Regions from separate parts of the Homo sapiens genome. Here regions 2 and 3 are each linked to region 1. Evidence: chromatin contacts called from ENCODE Hi-C or POLR2A ChIA-PET data. All regions are on one chromosome and are shown on one strand. Each heading gives the region's core, a stretch centred on a gene start or an enhancer-like site at or near the end of the contact. The rest is flanking DNA. Distances are from core to core; before and after follow the strand shown. Region 1 has its middle 24 kb from the start of ME2. Region 2 overlaps MRO (maestro). Region 3 overlaps ME2 (malic enzyme 2).

Evidence for each region. Hi-C counts contacts between places; a loop is a spot of excess contacts on that map. ChIA-PET counts read pairs that join two places held with the same protein, here RNA polymerase II (POLR2A). Pooled maps may share reads with other maps.
Region 2: a map of Ramos shows a loop between it and region 1 (2.6-fold over the local background). The contact joins two enhancer-like sites. A Hi-C loop is called at or near these places in 1 of 168 maps with a recorded cell type or tissue (Ramos) and 1 of 50 pooled maps. POLR2A ChIA-PET finds 5 or more read pairs at or near these places in 3 of 52 experiments (OCI-LY7, Panc1 and activated T-cell).
Region 3: a loop to region 1 is called in a map of endothelial cell of umbilical vein, with 12 times the contacts of the local background. The contact joins two enhancer-like sites. A Hi-C loop is called at or near these places in 2 of 168 maps with a recorded cell type or tissue (CD4-positive, alpha-beta T cell and endothelial cell of umbilical vein). POLR2A ChIA-PET finds 5 or more read pairs at or near these places in 3 of 52 experiments (Caco-2, T-cell and activated T-cell).

The regions. Positions count from the first base shown.
Region 1 is chr18:50,852,766-50,857,617 of GRCh38, forward strand. No RefSeq gene overlaps it. Among named protein-coding and RNA genes, the nearest start is that of ME2, 24 kb to the right of the region's middle. Within about 2 kb of position 2,171, at least 8 of the 41 ENCODE cell types and tissues checked have a DNase peak (open chromatin) inside an H3K27ac peak, as active enhancers do.
Region 2 is chr18:50,793,818-50,798,669 of GRCh38, forward strand. It overlaps MRO (maestro), which reads right to left. Exons shown (of 8, transcript NM_031939.6): 8 at 1,313-4,852. Among named protein-coding and RNA genes, the nearest start is that of MRO, 24 kb to the right of the region's middle. Within about 2 kb of position 2,739, at least 2 of the 41 ENCODE cell types and tissues checked have a DNase peak (open chromatin) inside an H3K27ac peak, as active enhancers do.
Region 3 is chr18:50,898,126-50,902,977 of GRCh38, forward strand. The region is part of intron 2 of ME2 (malic enzyme 2); the gene reads left to right. Among named protein-coding and RNA genes, the nearest start is that of ME2, 21 kb to the left of the region's middle. RefSeq lists silencers at 1,621-1,821, 2,664-2,713. Within about 2 kb of position 2,591, at least 2 of the 41 ENCODE cell types and tissues checked have a DNase peak (open chromatin) inside an H3K27ac peak, as active enhancers do.

The DNA of each region.
Region 1 (4,852 bases), core at 921-3,420:
TTTCCATTCCCATTCCCCTGGTCTAGTCTAGGGTATTGTTCTACCCTCCTACATGGTCACCTGGTTCCTGATATCACTCCAGAATGATACTTCTAAACCACATTTTGATCATGTCACTACTGTCACCCCATTCCCCTGCAACCTCCAAAAACTCTTACTAACTCTCCATTGCTTGCAGAACAAAGACCAAATTATTTTGCATGGTATTGAAGGCTTCCACATTTGAGCCCCAACCTGCCAATCTAGTCTTGCTTACATTCTTCTGTTCCAAATTCCTGCTAACAGAACAAGCTCTAAGATTTCACATCTACTTCTCTGTCTGGAATTCATTTTGACCTATCAGAACTATGGCTATCCTTCAAGACTCAGATAAAATGACAAATGACATCTACTACACAAGCCTTCCTTGATATTCCCTACCTGAAATGTTTTCCCCCTATTCCTGGCACTTCCACGAAACTCCCCCTTATAAGCATTTGTTACCTTTTACTTTGTATTACAGTAACTTGTGCACACAGCCCAGTTCTTATCCCAAATTGCAAACTCCACAAGGCCAAGGACAGTGTTATTGAATTTTATATTCTTTTCAATCCCTAGTACACTCCCTTTCATAAAGTTACTTAATGAAGTATTTATTAAATCCATTAATCCAGCTGGGTGCAGTGGCTCATGCCTGGAATCCCAGCACTTTGGGAGGTTGAGGTAAGCAGATCACTTGAAGCCAGGAGTTAGAGACCAGCCTGGCCAACATAGTGAAACCCTGTCTCTACTAAAAATACAAAACCCTGTCTCTACTAAAAATACAAAAATTATGCACCTATAGTCCCAGCTACTCAGGAGGCCGAGGCACAAGAATCACTTGAACGCAGGAAGTGGAGGTTGCAATGAGCCAAGATTGCACTATGGCACTCAAGCCTGGGCAACACAGTAAGACTCTGTTTCAAATAAATAAATAAAAAAGAAAGAAAAATTCATTAATACACTAGGGGTGAATGTTGTCAACAACTTTTTTTTATAGTTAAGTAACTTCAACTTTAAACTTTTTAAATTTGCACGTTTTGTCCAGAAATGATGTTAATCATTTATCATACAACCATATCCTCAGTCCAGAGGTTAATCTATGCAGAAAGAAGCTTTCATTATACATCCAAGTGAGTTACATTTCAGATAACTGTGTAGTAGTGCCTACTTGGCACTTTTCATAAGAATCAATTCTTTTGTATTCCCTATGAGTCAGGGGAGGAGAGGAAACCAGAAGGATAAAGGAACATATTCAAGTTCCCCAGCAAATGAGGTCAGAGATTAGAGTTAGGGCTTTGTAAGGTTGAGGCAAAGGTTATGTTGAAATTCCCAGAGTGCTGAGTCTCAGAGCAGTCAGTGAGTCAACTGCGAAGGCGCTGAGTAACGAACTACGAGATCTGAGCGGCATCTCACACAGGACACTGAAGAAAGGCATTTTGTAGACGGATGACTGCCCTGCCAGTGTGGTGGGTGAAATGGGGGAGTTCTGGCCGGCAGTGTGGCCCTTGCCTGCAGTGAGTCTTAAGGGGACTCATTTACTTACCTGTCCAAGTCTCACTTCACCTTCCAAGAAAGAAAAATGCTGAACTTACTTAGGTAACCAATAGTCCCTTTCTAGCTTTCAAGCTGTGGTAGAGGAATTCATTCACTTAGTAGTGAATGTTCTGAGCAAGTGGCTTTTTACATCCCTGGGAAGTACAAAAGAGCCTAAGGGCAATGGCCAGGGCAAAACTAACACCTGAAAAGAAATTAACAGTTCAGTGGGGAATAGAACTGGGTAGGAATAAAACAGGACCAACTCCTGGAGAGTCTGGAGAGTCTGGAGAGGCAGGCTGTGAAATCTGACCTTGACTTAGAAGAGGGAGCAGAGGGGGAGGCTGGTAGGTAATAAAGAGGGGAAACAATGGACTTCAGACTTTGAATAAAACATCCCTCATGTCATCTGAGCCTCAAAGTATACTAAGAATTATGCAAGATACAGGGGCAGCCAACAGGTTCGATCCACATGTGAATCAAATTATTTCAGGCCCCCCAACAATAATGCCTCAACTGAATACCTTGATGGGGGATTAATTCCAGGTCCACATCTGGGCTATCCAGCTCCAGGAACTTAAGCTGGCATTACACCAGTACTGGCTTTGTATGGCACTTCCCCACACTTAAGAAAGGGGAAGAACCTGAAATGGGAGAAGTCAAATGTTTACTCAGACTTCTGATTTAAGGTGCCGTGCCTCTTTGTACTGCCTTGACCTGGGGGCATGATATGGTCAAAGTGCTGTTTTTGAAAGCTAAATTAGCTGGGTGTGGTGGCTCACGCCTGTAATCCCAGCACTTTGGGAGGCTGAGGCGGGCGGATCACCTGAGGTCAGGAATTCAAGACCAGCCTGGCCAACATGATGAAACGCCCGTCTCTACCAAAAAAAAAAATACAAAATTTTGGCCAGGCGTGGTGGCTCACGCCTGTAATCCCAGCACTTTGGGAGGCTGAGGTGGGTGGATCACGAGGTCAAGAGATGGAGACCATCCTGGCCATCATGGTGAAAACCCATCTCTAATAAAAATACAAAAAATTGGCAGGGCATGGTGGCACGTGCCTGTAGTCCCAGCTACTCAGGAGGCTGAGGCAGGAGGATTGCTTGAACCCAGGAGGCAGAGGTTGCAGTGAGCTGAGATCACACCACTGCACTCCAGCGTGGGCAACAGAGCAGAAAAAAAAAAAAGAAAGAAAAAGAAAGAAAGAAAGAAAGAAAATTTAAGCAACCATTTGTAAGGTGGGCAAGCATTGGAAGAGGAGGAAGACAGAAATATGGCCAGTTACGAGGTATGACAATTAATAAGGGCTGGAGAAGGCAATGTTGTCCTTCAGTTGCAGTGAGCCAAGATCACACCGCTGCTCTCCAGCACGGGCAACAGAGTGGAAAAAAAAAAAAAAAGAAAGAAAGGTAAGTTAAGCAACCATTCGTAATGGGGCAAGCATTGGAAGATGAGGAAGACAGAAATGTGGCCAGTTAGGAGGTATGACAATTAATAAGGGCTGGAGAAGGCAATGCAAAGATAGGAAGCAGGTGACAAATGCATTATAGGGGAAAAAGGAAAAATCCTTTTCAGATTCCACTGACATCTATTGAACACTTATTCTATTTCTTTTTTCCTTATTTTTTTTTTGAGATGGAGTCTCGCTCTGTTGCGCAGGCTGAAGTGCAGTGGTGCAGGCTTGGCTCACTGCAACCTCTGCTTCCCATGTCCGAGCGATTATCCTGCCTCAGCCTCCTGAGTAGCAGATTACAGGCATGTGCCACCATGCCCAGCTCATTTTTGTATTATTAGTAGAGGTGGGGTTTCACCATGCTGGCCAGGCTGGTCTTGAACTTCTGACCTCAGGTGATCCGCCGGTCTCAGCCTCCCAAGGTGCTAGGATTACAAGCATGAGCCACCGCACGCGGCCTCTTATTCTATTCCTAGTTATACTCTTAAGTGCTTTCATGTGCTCTTTAAATTTGGTCTTCAGAACGATCCTACAGAGATAAATAAGTTTTGTAAGAGATGTTGAGAGAGTTGCTGTGGTCCATAGCTAGTAAGTGGTAGAGCAGAATTTGAATCCAGGCATCCTGATTCCAAGTCCCGTATTCTCTTCATGACATTATGGATCTAGAGAAGTGGCATTTAAAGAAATGGCACTGCTGGGAGGAGTGGCCCGTAGAGGGGAAATACACTGGCTTTGATTTGGATCTGAGCTGTGGTAGGATATCTAATTGCAGATGTTCCATAGTGACCTGGCTCACGTCTTGCTTTCCATCCTGACTCACATAAAAACCAGTGACCTCCACTGCTTGACTCCCTCTGGATCACATTGTATCTCAGCCATCTCAGGCAACTGTTCCACTTAAAACCTCGCTTTCTGTCTACAACTCTCCAACTTTCCAGGCCTCCAGCTCTCTCATTCCTATTGCAAACACCGAAATGCCTTTGACTTTTTAGAAACATCAATCCCTTGATATTTTTATTTTCTCCCAGTCTTTTTTGTTTTGTTTTGTTTTTGTTTTTGAGACAGGCTCTCACTCTGTCACCCAGACCGGAGTACAGTGGTATGATCACAGCTCACCGTAACCTCAAGTTCCTGGGCTCAAGCAATCTTCCTGCCTCAGCTTCCTGAGTAGCTAGGACTACAGGTGCACAACACCAATCCTGGCTAATTTTACTTTTATTCATTTTTTGTAAAGATAGGGGCTCACTGTGTTGCCCAGGCTGGATTTGAACTCCTGGGCTCAAGCAAGCCTCCTGCCTTAGCCTCCCAAAGAGTACTGGTCTCCCAGTCTTTTTTTTTTTTTTTTTTTTGAGACAGGGTCTCACTCTGTCACCCAGGCTGGAGTGCAGTGGGGCGATCTTGGCTCACTGTAACCTCTGCCTCCCAAGTTCAAGCAATTCTCCTGCCTCAGCCTCTCGAGTAGCTGGGATTACAGGTGTCTGCCACTATGCCCAGCTAATTTTTTGTATGGGATGGGGTTTCACCATGTTGGCCAGACTGGTCTCAAACTTCTGACCTTGTGATTCACCCGCCTTGGCCTCCCAAAGTGCTGGGATTACAGGCGTGAGTCACCATGCCTGGCCCCAGTCTTTTTTTTATTAGTTCCTCCAGACGTCTCCATCTCTCCAAATAACCCCAGATGCCTTAGCTCATTATCCAAAGCCTGCTTTTGCCTTTGATTTCCCAGTACCCCAATGGAAAAGTATAGATGTAACTCTGTAACATCTCTCAGACAATACCCCAATCCTGGCTGGATGTTACAACCTGTCTTCACCTTTACTCAGTTGCCAGAGGAAACTTTCTCAG
Region 2 (4,852 bases), core at 1,489-3,988, 58 kb before region 1:
TGCTGATGCAGTCAGGCAGGCAGGTTGAAAAGCTTTGGATTTCTGATTGCATTTTTGCTGTGGCAGAGGCATGTGCCTCTAGCAGTGTCGCTTAGGAAATGACATTTTTAACTCTCTGATCCGCATTTCTGAAAAACATTTCCTTCTTGCGGGAGACATTTGGGCCATTACCTGGTTAACATTTGCAAACTGCTGTAGGAAATTCATCTGCTTGAAAGGAACATGATTAATAGCATCACCCTTGGAAAAAGAAGGTGGGGTGTTAATTATTAACAAGAGCTTGCTTAAAAGATACAATACAGAATTCTTAACAGAGCTGTTGGGAATATTAGGATGGAATGAACAGGGCCTATTGAAACCATCTCTAGAGCATAAAAATGCACTGCTCCCGCTCTGAGCAATCACAGCACCCCAAAGGGCCGAGAGGGAAAGAACCACTTGCTATTCTCATTGCTATGATTCTTATCTGTATTAAAATTCCAAAACCTATCAGGTGACAGATTCCTACTTGGTCAAAATGCCAGCATTTGCAACTCGAAGAATTCAACCAATCTTTACTGAACACCCATGTCAGGCAAGGCTCAAAGCCACATTCTTGGAGAACTAATAAAGGATACGGAGGCTACCTCCAGGACTGGTGGATCAGGGTAATGCTCAAATTACCAATGGACCTGTCTGAAGACCTGGGCAGCTTCAAGAAGAGAAGAAATAATGTCTGGAGAGTTTGTTAGGAATGAGGAACAAAAATAACATTTCCTGAGCACCTTCTATGTACCAAGCACTCTGCCAAGTGCTCAGTGTGACTTAATTGAATCTTTGCAGCCCAGCAATTCTATACATTGGGTTATTGTCTCCATTTCACATATCAGCACACTGAGGCTTGGTGCGCTGACTTGCCCACACTTGGCTAAATGGCAGAGCCAGGCTGCATTCTTCCAGCAGCTCTGCTCTACCTCTGAAGAAGAGGGCATTTGGAGTCAGTCCAGGGAATGGCTGATAGAACCAAGGAACTGGAAAGTATTCCAGACAGTAGGAATCGAGGAAGCATCATGGGAAATTCTAGGTTGGTGTTTATTATAAGGAATCTTAGAAGTCTGGCTTGGGAGCCTTAACTCCCAAGTGCTTAACTTGGTAAATAATAGGTGCCTTTGCATATCAAATCATCCCTCCTCAGTAAATTAGGATGTGTTGGCTTTATCTAGAACCCAGGGTTTTCCTGAAACCATTTAACATGTAAATAAAGGAACAAAATATTTACTCTACTGTGGTCAGACAAAATTAATGTAAGTTCAGTCACATAAATAAAATGATAATCAATCATAAGTCATTTTATTTGTTATCAAGTTATATTATCAACAGGTTATTGTCATCAACAGATTAAAACAAAATGTCTCAAAAAGACAAAGGCAAACACATACTATTGAGAGTAAACAATGACCGTCCCAGGCTTTCCAAAGCATATATATCACTTACACTCATGGACTTTTTTTTCATTTTAAAAGGGCATTTTGCATGTGTTTTATAACTATGAAAGTAATACATGCTCATTGCAGCAAACTTAGAAAATGCAGAAATGCACAAATATCTGTCTTCTGTACAACACTAACTGCTAGCTACCCTACACAGCTGTTGTTTCTCGCTTTCAAAACATTCTAGTGCTTTTTTATAACGTGTGAAGCGTTCCCCCAATTAAGTGGTCTATTAACTGGAAGTTCACAGGCTTCTGCTCTCATTCAGTAGCAGAATTGGTCACACCTGTTAGATTCTCAGCCTCCTCCTTTGTCATTTTCTCTCCTCTCTCTCCACCACTTCCCTCTCCCCTTTAAGAAAGACCTATCTCAGCCAGGAGCGGTGGCTCACGCCTGTAATCCCAGCACTTTGGGAGACCAAGGTGAGCAGATCACTTGAGGTCAGGAGTTTGAGACCAGCCTGGCCAACATGGTGAAACCCCGTCTCTACTAAAAACACAAAAATTAGCCAGCCATGGTGGCAGGCACCTGTAATCCCAGCTACTCAGGAGGCTGAGACAGGAGAATCGCTTGAACCCAGGAGGTGGAGGTTGCAGTGAGCCGAGATCGTGTCATTGCACTCCAGCCTGGGTGACAGAGTGAGGCTCCATCTCAAAAATAAAAATAAAGAAAGAAAGACCTATCTCATGAGCACCAGAGACACAGGGACCAAGCAAAGCTCTACCCTGGGCACTTAGCATGAGGGTCGGGGCACTTGAACATTCCTTTTTTCTTTCTTTCATTCAACTGCTCAATAAGGTTCAAAATTAATGTTCAAAATTAAGAAATGTCAAAACATTACCTTTGGGTTGGCATTCAGATAAACGTGGGGAAGGGGAAACTTGAAATGCACAAGCATAAAAGTAACCTGTACATTGGTTATAAGGAATGAAATTGGTGACCCTCATTTGTCAAAATGGGCTCCTCCCAGTAAGGAATGACAGCTTCAGATGACTTTCTGACATTTTTCCCCCTAATCAACATTCATTTACAGAGTACTTTTGCAGTCACCGGGGAGATACAATGATGTACAAGATACAGCCCTGCCTTCTGTAGTTTCAATCTAACAGGATAAAAAAAAAAACATAAAGCCATATACAAAAAAAAACTTTTCAGATAAGATATAAGTGGTATAATATTGCTAGAATGTTCTGGGAATTCAGAGACTTGAGCTCTCCCCTGATTGGGGGGATCAGGACTTTGACCTAGGCATTGGAGTACAGATAAGAGATACACGTGAAATGTGTGTGTGTGTGTGTGCATGTGATTCCAGGTGGGTGTGTACAGGTGAGCAGGGAGGGGACTCAACACAGAAATAGCAGACTGAGCAAAGGTGAGGGGGTATAGGAGAACAAGACATGTTGAGAGAAGAGAAAGGACCCAAACTTGTCTGAAGCAAAGAGAGTAACAGAAGAAAACGAAGGTTGAAAGCCTGAAATGGCAGACTGGACATTGGACTTTATTCCCTCTACAATTTGGAATCATTTAGTCATTCAGCAAATGTTCCTTAATCACATGGCCAGGCTCTGTGGTAGGTATGGTGAGAAACAGAAACAAACAAACAAAAAAACATAGTCCCTTGCTCTTGCCACCAAATTTCATGATAACATAAATTTCTGGAAATAGAATTTAAACTCAAAGAGGACTTATGAAGAGCAAAACAAAATTAGCCAAGACAACAGTTAATAATAAGGAATCTTCTCTGGTTACTTATTGCAGTGTGACAAATTATCCCAAAGGTTAATGACTTAAAACAACAATCATTTGATTCTTTGTTCATGCTTCTGCAACTGACACAGGCTTGATGGAGACGCTCGTCTCTTTTCCGTATGGTGTCAGCTGGAGTAGCTTCAACAGCTCGGGTCTGGCTGGAAGGGACAACTTGTGTCATGTGTCCGGGCCTCAGACTCTGCTGTGGGTTGGGTGTCTCCGTTCTCCTTCACATGGTGATCTCAGGCACTCTCATTTGTTCCTGGTAGTTCAACTCCTTATGTGGCAGCTGGCTTCCCCCACAATTCAAACGAGGAAACTGCCAGGGTTTCTATGCCCGGCACAGTGCCATTTATCACAATCTCCTGATTAAAGCAAGTCACAAAGGCAGCCCAGATTCAAACAGAAGGGACTAAATAAAGACATGAGTATCAGGAGGCATGACTCATTGGGGGCCACCAAAATAAAAGCCTACCATTGAATCTTAAAGTCAAATAATCCAACCGCATCTTCCACAATTTTAACCGACAGAGGGACATTAACTGCATAGGTTTTTCTACTCCAGAGCACGTAACCCCACCCATCTCACCCTATCCCCACCTTTTTGAATGCCAGCCACATGCAGCCATTTCTCAGACCACTCACTGATCACTTAATGGAACTGCATCAAGTTTAAACCAACCTTGCAACAAAATTTCAAAGAGGCCAGCATCCGGGGAGTGGGTGCTAGGGAGGGGCAGGGGGCTTACAGCTCAGAACCACCCATTTGCTCGTGAGCCTGTGTCCCTCCTAAAATCTCTTGCTGTCATGTTCTTCAGATTCAGAACAGGAAGGAAGAAAATCCATTCCTGCCTGGCACTTGCCACTCTGTCTGCCATCTCCCACATCCTCATCTCGCCTAGGTCTCTCCTCATCCCCGCATCTGTGTCACACCACCCTGTCCCTGGGAGCTACAGCAGAAAATTGAGTTCCTCATTCTCAGAATGCCACTTAAGATCCAGCTATAGCTTTTATAATCCCCCGTGTTTTAAATTGTCTTGAACAAAACGCTCCGGGTGTGGCCTGGATACTGAATTCAGGGGTGGTACCAGAGTTTCTATAGAAGCTTGGGATGCAATCTGGTTAGAGGGAGGGTGAGAGGGACTTAGAGATTTTTCTTGTAATTTTTACGAGTGATGTGACTCCTTGGATAACTAGGATTGATCACCAAAATAATTGACATTAATAGCCAAAAAGTAATTAATAAAAACACTCAGCTCACATAAATTAATAAAAATGTATACTTAGTACATATAAAATCAAAAGTTAACTGGGCTTAGTAGAGGAGCAGAAGCAGAGATGTTTGCATTTGCTTTGTTTTTAACATTTCTAACCATCCATCAGTTATTCCATGGAAAGGCAGGATGGCATGATTATTGAGTATGGGCTCAAGAAGTCAGACCGTACATGTTTGAATTCCAGCTCCACTGTTTACTGAGTTATCTGGGGAAAGTTACCTAATTTCCCTATGTGTTAGCTTTCTCATCTATAAAATGAGAACAATAATAATACTTACTATCTCAGGGTTGTCGCAAGTATTAAATAGAACTTACAAAAAGCACTTTGACCGTGCCCACTGAATTGTAAGCACTCGG
Region 3 (4,852 bases), core at 1,341-3,840, 46 kb after region 1:
TTTGTAAATATTATCTTTAAGGATATGTTGCTGCTGTAATTAATAAAATAGTAATTAAAGGCAGTATTGAATTCTGAATCTTCTTAAATGTATGTCTGTAATCACTGTATACTCAAGGTATACCTGCTCTTTGTTTATAAAACTTTTTTATTGTGGTAAAGGAAGCATAATATAAAATTGACAATTTTAACTATTTAAAAGTATACAATTCAGTGACATTAAATTTATTTAGTGTTGTGCAACCATCACCACTATCTAGTTCCAGAACTTTTTTATTATCCCAAGTAGAAACCTAGTATTATTTCATTTTATTTTATTTTTTTGAGACAGGTTCTCACTCTGTTGCCCAGGCTGGAGTGCAATGACACTATCATGGCTTACTGCAGCCTTGACCTCCCCGGGCTCAGGTGATTTTCCCATCTCACCTTCCCGAGTAGCTGAGACTACAGGCACGTGCCACTACACCTGGCTACTTTTTGTATTTTTTTGTAGAGATGAGGTCTTGCCATGTTGTCTATGCTGGTTTTGAACTCCTGGGCTCAGGTGATCCGCCTGCCTTGGCCTCCTAAACTGTTGGGATTACAGGCATGAGCCACCACACCTGGCCAAAATTTCTTACACTTTAAAAGGTGGGACACCATTATGCTAGGTTATAAGCAGGAGTTTAGGTGCTAATTTGGGCTTTACCATTTACTAGCCATGAAACTTTGGCAAACCCTTCAACTTCTCTAGGCCTTAGTTTTCTTCATGTAAATAATATAGGTAATAGCATTTGGAAACATTTAAAGGGCTATACAAGTATAAAATTGGATTTCTCCTTTTCTCCCCATGCTCATTTGGCTAACTTTTCTCATAATTTTCTGAAATTCAGCTCTGCATCCTTTCCCACACAGCAGAAGGTGAGCAGTGGTTGAGCAAGTGAATCTTCATCTGTATTTACAGCCACTCCTCATGGCTTGCATTACCGCCTGTGCTCTGCCTCCTGTCAGAGGAGTGCAAACCCTATTGTGAACTGCGCATGCAAGGGATCTAGGTTGCACACTAATTATGAGAATCTAATGCCTGATGATCTGAGGTGGCACAGTTTCATCCTGAAACCATTCCCTACCCCCTGAAATAGAGTCAACAAGATAAAAACTCATGAAAATGTAACTATCATCAATGACTTCAATAACAACTAAGACATGAAAAGAAAAATTGTCTTCAGCTGGCTGTGGTGGCTCACACCTGTAGTCCCAGCACTTTGGGAGGCTGAGGTGGATTGCTTGGGGTCAAGAGTTTGAGACCAGCCTGGCCTGGTCTCTACCAGCCTGAACTCGTCTCTACCAAAAATATAAAAAAATTAGCCAAGCACTGTGGTGCATGCCTATAGTTTCAGCTACTCAGGAGGCTGAGGTGGGAGGATCACTTGAGCCCAGGAGGTGGAGGTTGCAGTGAGATCGTGCCACTGCACTGCAGCTTGGGTGGCAGAGTGAGCCCCTGTCTCAAAAAAAATTGTCTTCCATGAAACTGGTCACTGGTGCCAAAGAGGATGGGGACCACTGCTCTAGGAAGTTTTCAGTGACCCTTTTTCCTAATTCCTCACCACACTGGGTGAGTTACTCCCCTGTCCTTTGAGCATTCTTGTGCTCACTTCTGTCAATACCATGTATCATACTCAGTTGGAATTATCTCATTCCTCCATTGAGGACAATGACCATATCTTAGTCTGTATCCTCATTATCTTACCCCACAGTACTTAGCACACACAGAGCCTCAGTACATGCTGGGTAGATGGATGAATGCATAAACAGATGAGCAAATAGGAAAACAAAATCTGACATGATTGGTGCTCGGAGTTTCACAGATAATTAAACATAGGTTTTGTTTCCAGAAAATAAGTTTGGATTAGATAGGAGTTTTGTTACCTACTCTTGTAAAACAAGTTAGGAAATACCCCTATTCACACCTCTTTTCCCCATGTACTGATTTATGTGTTTTCTTATCATTTTTTGAGCAAGTGAAGCTTCATCTGTATTTACAGCCACTCCTCATGGCTTGCATTACAAAGCCCATTTCATCTTACAAAGTCTTAAAAATTGAGTGATGCAGTTTTTTTTTTTAAATAAGAATAGGGGGAGGAAGAAGGAAAAAAGTAAGAATAATTTTATTTATTTATTTATTTATTTATTTATTTATTTATTTATTGAGATGGAGTCTCGCTCTGTTGCCCAGGCTGGAGTGCAGTGGCGTGATCTCGGCTCACTGCAAGCTCTGCCTTCTGGGTTCATGCCATGCTCCTGCCTCAGCCTCCCTAGTAGCTGGGAGTACAGGCGCCTGCCACCATGCTCAGCTAATTTTTTGTATTTTTAGTAGAGATGGTGTTTCACTGTGGTCGCGATCTGCTGACCTCGTGATCTGCCCACCTCAGCCTCCCAAAGTGCTGGGATTACAGGCGTGAGCCACTACGCCCAGCCAAGAACAATTTTAAATTACATTAAAAAGTTTTCAGTTGAGTGATATGATTTGGCTCTGCATCACCACCCAAATCTCATCTTGAATTTTAATAATTACCACGTGTCAAAGGTAGGACCAGGTGGAGGTAACTGAATCGTGGGGGTGGTTTCCCCCATGCTGTTCTTGTGATAGTGAGTGAGTTCTCACAAGATCTGGTGGCTTTATAAGGGACTTCCCCCTTCGCTCAGCACTCATTCTCTCTCCTGCCACCCTGGGTAGAGGGGCCTTCTACCATAATTGTAAGTTTCCTGAGGTCTCCCCAGCCATGTGGAACTGTGAGTCAGTTAAACCTCTTTTCTTATAAATTACTCAGTCTTGGTATTTCGTCATAGCAGCATGAGAATGGGCTAATACAATGAGTATATTTTATTTCAAATTTATGTATTAACACCTAATTTCTGTACCAAAACAACATAAGCCATAGAACATGTGATGTGAATAATTGTGGATTTGTGATGAACAGAGCTTGCCACTTAGTTATAATTTGCCCTTTTAGTGCAATTTCATCTCAATTAACACATTTTCAGAAGTCTAAACAAGCATTTGAGTGCTAGTGAGGCACTGGCTACATAGCGCCTATCCGTATTGAGGTTAAGGGAATGCATTTTATCTCCTGCTTATAAATGTGTGTAAATGGATTCTATCTCCTGAATCGTTTGCCTTCTATCTTACATTTCTCATTACAAACGTAAATCAGTATTAAAGAGTCTGATTTGTATTAAAGAGTTGTTTTAGTCTTAGATTATTTCTGTTACTCTCAGGATATGTCTTATATTAGATTGTACAAGGCTTAAAGATACAGATAAAATGTGCTTTAAAGTATGAAATGAGTACCAGAAAATAAATATTTGGTTGAATCAGAGAGATGAGAAAATATATAACAAATGAATTGGCTATTCATTTTTAGTGTGGATTTAAAGCTTTTAGAGGTAGATATAAGTGATACTTTCTTTTACACTGTAATAATGCTTCCATAGGGTAGAGTGCTCAAACAAGAAATTTGGGAAGGATTCAGGCTGAGGTCTATTATGATTACAACAGTAAAAGTGTACAATTGTTTGATTACAAGGTGAGCCAACTCTAAACTATGTACATAGCCTCCGACCCTCAATTTTGTTTTTCACTTTTGTTCTTCCTGCCTCTGTGTTGGCTGCCTTAGCAAGAGAGATGCCAACATTTTTATTGATGACCCAGTGGGCTAAAGGTATAGGAGTCCTTCTGAAATTTTTTTAAAAAAACACCTGAACACTATTGATATAACCTAGTAATTCTCAAGTAACTCCTGCTATCTACGTTTTTTTCTTTTTCTAGTTCCTCCCGTAATACTACTAAACATCTCTTTTAAACCAAGTATTCTTTTCAAGATGTAAGATTGTGAAGAGATTTTACTACAGATTCTTAATTTATTTCAGCCAAATTCAAATATCCTAATGGACTCTATTTAGAATAATGAACCATAGATTGCCAGAACTAAAAGAGCTAAGTACATAGTAAATACCTATGCAAACCATTAACTTAATTCGAGAAGGAGTGTTAAAGAAGAGAATCAATAACTCCTTTATTTTGTAGATTCCATCCCTAAGATTTAAGGACATGCTCAAGCTTTGTATCTGGAACTCTGGTTTTCTGGTTATTAGTTCTCTGAGGGTTTTGTTAATTTATTTGTTTATATTTTAACTTCTCCCGGCTAGTTCTTTAATAAATTTAGAATTTTCTTCTGGTTATTTACACAAATAATATGACTAATAAAAGATTTAAAAATCACATTGCTATTATTCTATCACCTTTTTTGGTGAGACAGAGATTTACTCTTGTTGCCCAGGCTGGAGTGCAATAGTGCGATTTTGGCTCACCACATCCTCCGCTCCCAGGTTCAAGCGATTCTCCTGCCTCAGCATCCCAAGTAGCTGGGATTACAGGCATGTGCCACCACGCCTGGCTAATTTTGTATTTTTGGTAGAGACGGGGTTTCAGCGTGTTGTCCAGGCTGATCTCGAACTCCTGACCTCAGGTGATCCACTCGCCTCAGCCTCCCAAAGTGCTGGGATTACAGGCGTGAGCCACTGTGCCTGGCCTCTATCATCTATTTTTATTTGGCCATGATTCTCTTAAAAGTATACTTACTTTTAAGATTATAACATATACTTTTATATGCAATTTTACCACTGGGAAAAGTATACTATAAATATATCTCTAAAATGTTTGATAAGCTGTATAATAAATATATGGGTGCATAATAGTGTAGTAGCCTTTGGATTTGGAATTCCAGTGGCTGATGAGACTCCCAGCTTTGCACCTTTACTGGCCCCCTAGCATGTTTACCTGAATGTTCAAGTGTCTGTTTAAGAGATTTGTG